Regions from separate parts of the Homo sapiens genome. Here region 1 is linked to region 2. A link is a loop called in an ENCODE intact Hi-C map of the cell type or tissue named here. Cell type or tissue: CD14-positive monocyte. All regions are shown on one strand. Each heading gives the region's core, and the rest is flanking DNA. Links, peaks and the distances in the headings are about the cores only.

The links. A loop is a pair of places that touch in the nucleus more often than their neighbours do. Peaks named below come from ENCODE experiments on the same cell type or tissue, not always from the same donor. Only the 100,000 strongest peaks of a DNase experiment are listed, where the experiment ranks them.
Region 1: a loop joins it to region 2, with 2.5 times the contacts of the local background. A loop is called at or near these places in 18 of 110 quality-filtered maps.

The regions. Positions count from the first base shown.
Region 1 is chr3:156,662,822-156,668,211 of GRCh38, forward strand. No RefSeq gene overlaps it. Among named protein-coding and RNA genes, the nearest start is that of TIPARP, 9.1 kb to the right of the region's middle. In CD14-positive monocyte, for the core only: no CTCF peak of the experiment used is centred there; a DNase peak (open chromatin) is centred at 2,690; H3K4me3 peaks cover 1,841 bases; H3K27ac peaks cover 3,232 bases.
Region 2 is chr3:156,604,734-156,610,123 of GRCh38, forward strand. No RefSeq gene overlaps it. Among named protein-coding and RNA genes, the nearest start is that of SSR3, 52 kb to the left of the region's middle. In CD14-positive monocyte, for the core only: no CTCF peak of the experiment used is centred there; a DNase peak (open chromatin) is centred at 2,188; H3K4me3 peaks cover 2,152 bases; H3K27ac peaks cover 1,866 bases.

The sequences.
Region 1 (5,390 bases), core at 159-5,158, 58 kb after region 2:
ACACTACATAGATGATGGTTTGTCCTCCCTTATTCATTAATATCAGAAGGCTCGTAATGTTCATTAGTACCATCAGTATTCATTTTTAAGTTTGATCATTTGGTTAATGTGATATGTGTTGGATTTCTCTATTGTCAGATTATCTCTTTGTGTTATTAATGAGTAATGTATAAGGAGATACTTGGAAACTATGACTATTTTCCAACCTCTCACCTATTGGCATTAGTATACATTGATAATCCTTTCATTGTCAATGAAGAGCCATCCCTGGCTCTTCAGTTTACCTCGTATACCATTATTATTACTTTTGTGATTCAAAATGGTGATTTTCCAATTCTATCAATCTGTCCACATTTATTAGCTAGCATTCTTCTATAAAGAAAAGCTTTCCCTCTTTTTTTGTATCCCCTCCCTCTCCCTTTTTTTTTTGTTTTGTTTTTGAGAAAGAGTCAGGAGTGCAGTGGCTGCGATCTCAGCTCACTGCAACCTCTGCCCCCAGGGTTCAAGCGATTCTCCTGTCTCAGCCTCCCAAGTGGCTGGAATTACAGGTGCACACCACTATGCCTACCTGATTTTTGTGTTTTAATAGAGACAGGGTTTCACCATATTGGCCAGGCTGGTCTCAACTCCCAGCCTCAAGTGATCCACCCACCTTGGCTTCCCAAAGTGCTGGGATTACAGGCATGAGCCACCATGCCAGGCCCCCCAACTTTTTTTGAGTATTTTTATAGACTCATGGATTTTCTTTTTATTCACTATTTTTTAATGAATTACCATCATTATTCTTTTTATCATTCAAATTGCCCTATTTTGGCCTGTAGGAGGACCTTCAATTTGCTTTCTTTGTCCTTTGACTTGTCCCACCAGTTTGTGAATGCTTTCTTGGTTATTTTTTATGAATGCTAGATATTGCATTTGGATCATTGTAAAAATAGTTTTAGACCAAGAAGAATGTTATCTTTCTTCAAGGAATTTTTATAGGTGCTTCTGGTAAGAGATTAAGGCCAGTAGCAATCCTACATCACCTTAATTCAATCCAGTTGGAAGGCCTCAGAGAATATGAAGTGGGTGGTTCAACCCTCCAGGAGGGTTGGCCTATTTCTATGTTACCCTTACTCTCATGTAGTCCTTTGGGTCCCAACCCAAAACCTGACATCACTTCCCTTTACCTTCCTTGAACTTCAGTTTTATCTCCCTATCCTTGTTAGTCTGTTAAAATTTCTATTAAGCTTCTCAGACTCCTCTTCGGAAAAGTGGTTCTAAATGCTCTACTCACCTCTCCGAGTTTCTTTCTCCCAGATATTATCCCAGATGTTGTCATGTTAACTCTCAGAGTAATTTTCAAAATATTTTGTCCAACTTTTGTGGTTTTACTTGGTAAGAGTGTTAGCCGAATTGCCTAATTCATTACTGGAAGTGAAAGTTCCCCTCATTACAGCTTTACTTTTAAAAATTAAAATATAATCATGTCATTTTCCTAATTAAAGCACTTCAATGACATCCATTTTTCTTCAGAATTCTTACTTAGGAGGCCTGAAGGTCTACATTCCCAAGTAATCTCCAGCCACTCTCCTTCTCACTTTCTATTTTGCAGACACAGTGGCTCTCTTTGGCATGCCACAACTTCACAATTCTGGCTTTGCACTTAACATTCTGTCCCCTGACCACCATTAGCTGCTCCCACCCATATCCTTTTGACCTAGTTCATGCTTACTCCATCATCAGAGCCAACCAAATGTTTCTTCACCAGGAAAGACTTCTTCCAAAGCACTTATTAAAGTTTACGGTTGTAAGTTGATTTGAGTGGTTATTTGAGTTAATACGTCTTCTTCCATATGCAACACGAAGGCAGAGATCATGTCCGTTTTTTTCACTACTTGCGTGCCCAGCAACTACTTGTAGCAGACATTCAACAAAATAGAAGAATAAATAAAAATCATGTCAACCAACAAGTTCTTTTCTGGGTCACTTATCTGTGTAACCATACTATTTATTTTCACCAACTCCCTGTACCTAGGGTTCTGTCAATGCAGCTAACATTTCCTGCCTTTCAACTTGAGGTCTGATAAAAAGTTTTGGTTTCCATTTCTCTAATGCTGACATTTATTTCATTTCAATAGAGAGTTATTTTTAACCAAAGTAACATTGTTTTTTGGTGACTTTGCAAAACTTTCAAACCAAGAGGTTATCTTTGTTTCAATGTAAACACACTGATAATTGAAAAAAAGCCATTCAGAGCCTTGATGTCTAATTTAGCTAACTCTTCAGAAAGTGAAAAATAAAAACCAAAGAGTCTCAGGCAGGTGATGAAGTAAAAATAATGCATACACTAAATAATGCTGCAAGTGTTTTATTTGGCTTAGTATAGATTTCCCTGGTACCATAAATTTCCATCTGTTTTGCATTTGAAAATAAATGACAGCTGCTTCTTTAAAGTCTGTAGGCAAGAAGAATAATAGGAATGCTAATTGATACTATAAGTTTTTGTTTTAAGGCCAAATTTAGGCTTACATTACTAGAAGCTTGCATGAGCCTGTATCGATTTTTTATTTTCATATGCTTGGCCTGACTATTTTTTCTTTCTTTAGTCACATAACATACAAATATCAACTGTTTGATTTCTTTAGCCTCAAAGTCATTTCTTAGTCAGCTTCCCAGAATGGGGTCATGAGGTCACAATTGGGTAATGGGAACTTTAAATTCGCTCATGTTTATAGGGATTACAGCTTCCTTCTGCTAGAGAAATGTGATATGAGTGGACACACTACTGGGCAACACTTCACTCCCAGACTTTGTGAAAATAAATCTCCCTCCTCTGCAAATGCAGAATATGGCCCACTGCTCCTCTTTTAAAAAACACACTTTTAAGACCTCCTAATTAACCTACATGTAAAATGGATGAATGAACATGTTTGCTATGTAAGTTTGACAGTGGGGACTTTCTTAGGTATGGTAGCAAGTGGCTCCAGCGTCTCCCCTAAACTTTAGATTTAATTATGCAATATCCTACTAACTTTCTCACTTAAATATCTAATATGTGTCAATCTTAACAAGTCCAAAACTACATTATCGTTTCTCCCTGTTCCCCAAAACATGTTCTTCCTACAATCTTCACCATCTAAGTGAAGGACAGATCCATTCTTCTAGTTGCTCAAGCCAAAAACTGAGGACTTATTTCTGGCTCTTCAGTTTCCCTCATACACCAAATCCACTCAGCTTTACCCTCAGCATGTGTCCAGAATCTAACCACCTCTCTCCATTATCATGATCCAGGCCACCATCATCTCTTGCTTGGTCTATTAACTAATCTTCCTGTGTTCACTCTTTCCATCCTCTCCACACAACACCAGAGTGATCCTTTTAAAAAGTAAATTATATAGATTTCTGTCTCAGGGTAAAATCCAAAGTCCTTACTATGGGCCAAGCCTAAAAGATTTTATGAAATCTGGCCTCTGGTCATCCCTTTGACCTCATCAACAGTACTCTTGTTCATTCCACTCCCATCAGACTGGCTTCTGTGATTTCCCTCTAACATGCCAAGCTTGTCCCTACACATGCTATTCCATCTACCTGGAATGCTCTTTCCCTAATAGCTGTGTGACTTATGCCTTCGTTTTCCTCAGGCTACTGCTTAAATGTTTTCTTTTTGGGGAGGCCTTCTAGTAACAGCACATCATATTTTTTAAAAACACTTCATTTCCTTTTCCACAGCACTCTCTAACACCTTATGTAGAGTGACCACACATCTTGGTTTTTCCATGACAGTCCTGATTTCAGCTGTACTATATTGACATAATTGTGAATAATTATTCTCAAAGTGTCCTTTTTTGATAAAGTATGTGGTTGTCCTACCCTTACCATGTCTTATTTTATTTTTACAGCTTTCATCGCCACCTGATACCACCTGTCTTCCTCTTATTAGAATGTTAAGAGTTGACCATTTATTTTATTCTCTACTGTATTCCTAGCACTTAGAAGTACCTAGAACACAAATGCTCAAGAGTATGTGTTGAATGAATAAGTGAAGTCATTGATTACCTGATGTATGTCCAGTGCTCTACTGGGAACCAAAGAGGAGAAGACAAATACAACACAGTCCCTATTCAATGCATAAGGCCCATGAAATTTAAATATATATATTTATATATAATAAATATATATATTTATTTATATATAATAAATATATATATTTATTTATATAATAAATAACTATATTTATTAGTTATATAAATAAATATATTTATTATACAATATATATTATTTATATATATTTATTTAAAGTGGCTCAAGTGATTCTCATGTGCAGGCCAGTTTAAAAACCCAGGAGCTATCTGCCTAATGGAGGAGTCAGAGATGAAAGGCAGGTGAGCATCAGAATGATCTCTCTTTAGTGAATGGCTAGGATGTCCAGTCTGCCAAAATCACCATATTGAATTTGGACATCAACATGAAAACGTATGCTGTGTACAAGAGACTGCACAGTGAGGCTGCCAAGGGATATTAATGAATTCAGTTCCTAAATTCTATTACTGTGCTGGGGAAAACAAAAACAAAAACCAAAAAAAAAAAAACAAAAACCTTCTTTACTATAAAAACAGAGTGTTGGCTTTTCAGTGCCTGAATAGCAAAAGTGGGAACTCTTCATGGCCCAGAATGTCTTTGACAGTATAAGAAGTGGGGAGAAGAAAGCTTTCCCACAGAGAACTGTGTCTGGGGCTGGATTAAAATGAGCACTCAGTCACAATTTATTTGTTGTAGGAAAGGGATTTGTAACCAAACCCATGCACATAAACTCTAATTATTTCCTCAGGATAAATTCATACAAGTAGAAGTGCTGTTAACTCACATGATCTCTGCACACGATTATCAAGATCTTTTAGTTGGGAATTCACTTGTTTTTTTGAGTAGAGGTTTTAAATTTTTTTTCTATTGGATTTTAGATGTACCCCAAGTAAAAAACAGCTGAGTCTCTTAACATTCTAAAGAATAATACTTCTAGCTACTTTAAGAAATCTGCTGATGGTAATCCTCTTCTCTGACAATATAGTTAGGCTTAATTCATCATCTCTATGCAACTGTTCCTCAGGGACATGGTTCCAGGAACCCCCAAGATACCAAAATCCGTGGATGCTCAAGTCCCCCATAGAAAATGGCATAGTATTTGCATACTATGCACATCCTTCTATCTACTTCAAGTAATCTCTAGGTTACCTATACTACTTAATAAAATGCTATGTAAATAGTTATTATATTGTACTTTTATTTGCATTAATTTTTTATTGTTTTCTTTCCTAAATATTTTTGATCTATGGTTGGACGAATCTGTGGATGTGGAGTGTGCAGATGCTGAGGGCTGACTGTATTTGGCCTTGCATGTAAATCTCTATTAT
Region 2 (5,390 bases), core at 65-5,064:
CACTCATCCTCCAGTGGGAACCAGGGGTCACCCCAGCCTGTGTTGCTACAGAACTTGCCTCCCATAGGCCATGCTTGTCCACTCTACTCCTGAGTGCAACCCCAAGTGACGCTGCATGGTGTCCTGTGTCCTCCCCTAGGCTGTGAGCTTATGTGAGTCATAAACTGCCATCAATCTCATCTGTCCAGTGTTGGGTGCTGGATGTTCCACTATCTCATACTATTTAGGGTGGGGAATTCCTCTTTCAATAATGGAGTGAATAGAAGGTGATCAGAACAGTATCCCACACAGAGGTGTCACTCAATAAATTTGTGCTGATTGCATCATCTTCATTTGATGAAGTTCCTAGCCAAGTAGAAGACTGGAAATTAATTAAATATTTGCTGTAGATGACTATAGATTTTTCTACAAATAATCCATTTGAAACATATAGCAACAGCTTCTATTTGCATAATTATGCTTCAAGCAATCTTTTTCTTTACTGTTCACCATACTGTTAACCAATAAAAGCAAAACTGCCTAAGAGCAAATCTGTACTTAATTTCTGTACTACCGATCTGACATTTACATTGCAATTCTTAATAACTAATCGAGGTAAATTGTAACTGTGTCCAATCATGGAAATAAGATTCCAGTATCAGTCAACATTGGGTATAATCAAGAGACTAAAAACAACTGAAAGTGCATTAGAACTCAGACTTTCCCCCCACAATGACCTACTTAATGTATTTCATTGTCTCCCTTTATCTCACTTCTTTGTAAGCAAAATGGCAACACTTGGAGGCACTGAGAGACTTGTCCTAGAATCTGCAATTAGTTTTCTTATTAGTGTTTCAGGGAGAGTTTCATTCGCATTACTGTTATTTTATCACTTGGTTTCCAAGGTCCAAAAGGAAAAAAAAAAAAAAAAGGCCACGTATTTTCCCTTCTGGGGGCTCCTGCTTTTTATCTTAAAGCAGTGGGGGTGGGGGAACATGTACACCAGCAAGCAGTTCTCCTGTCCAGCTTCCAAGTCACACTCATTAGTAACGGGCCTCAGCCCCTCCCAGCACCCGGCCACTTCTCTCCTCTGCTGAGGGCTGGAGAGGGTGGGGACTGGGGCTCTGAGAGGGACCAGGGGATCAGGAAAGCTCAGATCCACGCCTTACCGCTCCTTGACCACACTGGAATGTGATGACTAGCTTTTTTCAGCCTGGGCTCTGCATGACAAAAGTTAGTGGAAAACGGTCATCAAACATTTCCAGCAAGCTTCAGACTTCTCCAAAGGACAGGGCCCTTCTCCAAAGACCGCCTGGCGCCTGGATTAGGCCGCTCCTAGCCTAGCCTCCCTGCTGCTCCTTTTCCCAGAGTGGTCGGTACACAGGACGTGCCGAACGTGCGATTATTAGAAGGCTATTACCAGAAGCAAGGGGATGTGCTCAGGGTGAGGCGCAGGCAAGGAAAAGACATTTCCAAACAACCCAAACAGCTTGCGACTGGGGACAAACCATTTCACCAGGGCGGTGGGGAGCCAGCCGGCCGGCCGGCCGGCCGACCCGGGGTGCGTGTGCCCAGAAGCTGTGCGGGCTCAGTGTGTAGACGCTCTGGCTGCGCAGCGCGCGTGCTCAAGTTCCAAAGCGCTGCACTCCACGGCGGCTGGAAAAGGTGGAAGAAGGACAAAATAAAACGAAATTTCCCCACACATCGCTAAAGGGAGGGGGCAGGCAGGGGGCCAAGCTCTGAAGAAAAGCTCTAAGAGATCTGTGGTGAACGGAGGAGAGACCCAGGGCAGAGGCTGGTGCTGTATTTGTGTCCAAAATTTGCCCGCTTTCCTGCTGTTTGCTGCTGGCTTGGTTGGCCAGAAAAAGTCCCCACAGTTTACCCCTAGATACGGAGGCCTTTCTCAGTACTCCACACACACACATTATCCGGATTTATTTAAATAAGAAAAAAAGTAGAGGGAAAAATATTTTTCATAAATATCTAGTACTAATAGTTTCATGTATAAACTGCCAGTAACTGCATATATACATACATGTATATGTTTTTAAACCAGAACATACCAGAGTTGTGTAATCTATTTTAAAAATAATTTTATTGTGGTAGAAAACTCAGAACTTAAAATTTACCATCTTAACCATTTTTCAGTGTATAGTTCAGGAGTGCTAAGCATATTTACATTGTTGTGCAACAGATCTCTAGGACTTCTCCATCTTGTAAAAGTGAAACCCCGTTCAACGCTAATTCGCTCTCCCCTCTGCCTTAGTAACTGCCTTTCAACTTTCTGTTTAATTTTGACTATTTTAGACTCTATATCTGAGTGGAATCATGCAGTATTTGTACTTTTGTGAATGTTTAGCATAATGTCCTCAAGTTTCATCCGTGTTGTAGCATGTGACAGAATTTCCTTCTCTCTTAAGGCAGCGTAATATTCCATTAGATGTATATACTTTTATACATTTTCTTCATCCATTCATCTGTTGGTAGACATTTGGGTTGCTTTCACCACTTGGCTATTTTGAATAATGCTGTGATAAACCTAGGTGTGCAAATATCTCCTCAAAATCCTGCTTTGAATTCTTTTGGATATATACCCAGAAGTGAGTATATATGCTGGATCATATGGCAATTCTATTTTTAATTTTTTGAGGAACTTCCATACCGTTTTTATAGTGGTTGAACCATTTTACATTCCCACCAACAGTGTGCAAGGATTCCAATTTCTCTGTATTCTTGCCAACATTTGTTATTTTCTGTTTTTCGGATATTGGCCATCCAAATAGGTATGAGGTGGTATGTAATTATGGTTTTGATTTATCTTTCTCTTATGATTAGTGATGTTGTGCATTCTCTTCATATGTTTGTTAGCCACTCGTACATCGTCTTTGGAGAATTATCTATTCAAGTCTTTTGCTTATTTTAAAAATCAGTTTATTTGTGGTTTTGTTATTGAGTTATAGTAGTTCCTTATATATTCTGGATATTAACTTCTTATTAGGTATATAATTTGCAAATATCTTCTCCCATTCCACAGGTTGCCTTTTCACTCTGTTGATTGTTTCCTTTGATGTGCAGAAGTTTTCAGGTTTGATATAGTCCCACTTGTCTACTTTTGCTTTTGTTGCCTGTGCTTGAGGTGTCATAGCCATGAAATCATTGCCAAATTCAGTGTTCTGAAGCATTTCCCTTATGTTTTCTTCTAGGAGTTTCATAGTTATAGGTGTTAAATTTTGTTCTTTAATCTATTTTGAGTTAATTTTTGTATATGGTAGAACGTAAGAATCTAACTTTATTCCTTTGCATGTGGATATACAGTTTTCCCAGCACCACTTTTTGAAGAGACTGTCTTTCCCCAGTTGTATCACACTTATCTTTTCATGTTAAGAAATATATTCAACTTCATAATTTTTAAGGCTGCATAGTATTTCATACAAGCAGATACATCATGATTTACCCAACCAGTCTTCTATTATTGAATAGCATAGATATGTTCAATTGTTTCTGGATCATAAAATAAAATTTCCTTCTCTATGTATTTGGCTTCTAGAGTTGTCACTTTAGCCAGGCTTTTTGAAGTTTCCATATTCTTTCCAGCACTGCTGCTCACGAACTGCCACCTCCACGCCCTTACAAATGCTACTTTTTTACTGCTAAGAATTTTATCATACTCCATACAAACATTATGCAGAAATTCAGTATTCTTTTCATTGTGGTAAGAAAGTGCAGCTGGGAGTCAGGAAATGTGGGTCCTAAACTGAGCTCTAGCGTTGTGGTAAGAAAAGCACAGTGTAACAGGTATGGGCTGAATTGTGTCACAACAAAGTTCATAAATTGAATCCCTAACTCCCAGTGCCTCACAATGTGACAGTATTTGGAGATAAAGCCTTTAAAAAGTGATTGAGTTAAAATGAAGCCATTGGGGTGGGGCCAAATTCAATCTTACTGGTGTCCTTATAAGAAGAGGAAATTTTGACACACAGAAAAAGTCCGGGGACTTGTGCACACAGAGGAGAGACCATGTGAAAACATAGCCAGAAGTTTGCTATCTGCAAGCTAAGGCAAGAGGACTCAAAAGAAACCAAACCTGCTGCACCTTGATCTTGGACTTCGAGTCTCCGGAACTGTCAGAAAATACAGTTTTGCTGTCTAAGCCACCCAGTTTGTGGTGCTTTGTAAAAGCAGCCCTGGCAAATGAATACAGCAATGCTTGAGTAAATTACTTGAATCTGTGGGCTTCAGATTCTTTCAAACAAACTACAGGATGAGATTATGAGATCTGGACTATTCTTAAAGATGTGATTTATTTTAATGGGGTTGCACTAAAGAGAACACTAGCACACATAACCGAAAGTATAGAGAAAGGACAGACTTCAGGGTTGATTCTGTGGATTAATCTTTCAAAGGCCCGGGTGTTTGTTTGTTTGTTTGTTTGCCTCTTTGCTCTGCACACCACAGTGTGGACTTTTTCCTAAGTCTAGGTATCTTTACGACGTGGAGATAGATGACTGCCAGCAGCAATAAGGGCAAAATCCTTTCTTATTTACATCTAAAAGAGGCCAGCACACTTCTACTCATATTTCATGAGTCTGAATGGCTTAAACATGTCCATTTCCAACTCACTCACTCATTTAGAATTAAAGGTACTGTGAAAGGCTTGGAGCAATAATCTGGCTGGAAAGGACATAGAGAGGCAATAGTCACGTCCACTAACGCTAGGAACAAATCATTTAATTTCTGGTTAGCTGTGATTTCTATGTAATCATCATGCATACTCATGAAAGTGAGATCATAATCTACAAATATATTTCAAATATAACATTTTAAGAATACGAACCTTAACAGTTAATATATTGAGTATATTTTGTAGAGATATTTAACTAAATATTTAATGATTTTTGATATCATTGTTTCCTTTGTGCAGTTAGAAACCAATATATTATTTTCAGGTCTTAAGTATTCAGGCCCTGAAAAGCTCTTAGACTTTAGGCATTGTGTGCAATGAATGAAAAAGCCCTAGAGGCAAGACTGAAATGTGATGGTAATTAAGAAAATCCAAAATGTGATAAACTATTTTGTTCTTTGCTAGAAGAAAAACTATGTTAATGGGAGAAACAAAGTCCCTCTGGAAGCTGAGAAAGGGGAAACAAAACTTGTAACAATTTTCAATGTGTATCCAGCACCATCCACTGAAATAAATTTTGACTAAAAAAATCCAAGAAGTTGTGGGCAGGCACTACTAGAAACCCCTTTTCCGTACTGATATATCCTTGCAGCTATGTGTCCAGCAAAACAAAAACAAAAGCCAACAAAAAAGCAACAAATAACAATAGCAACAATACAACAGGAAAAACAGAAAGAACTGTATTTTTCACTTTTGCAAACCCGGGTATCATTTGACATAATACTAGCCA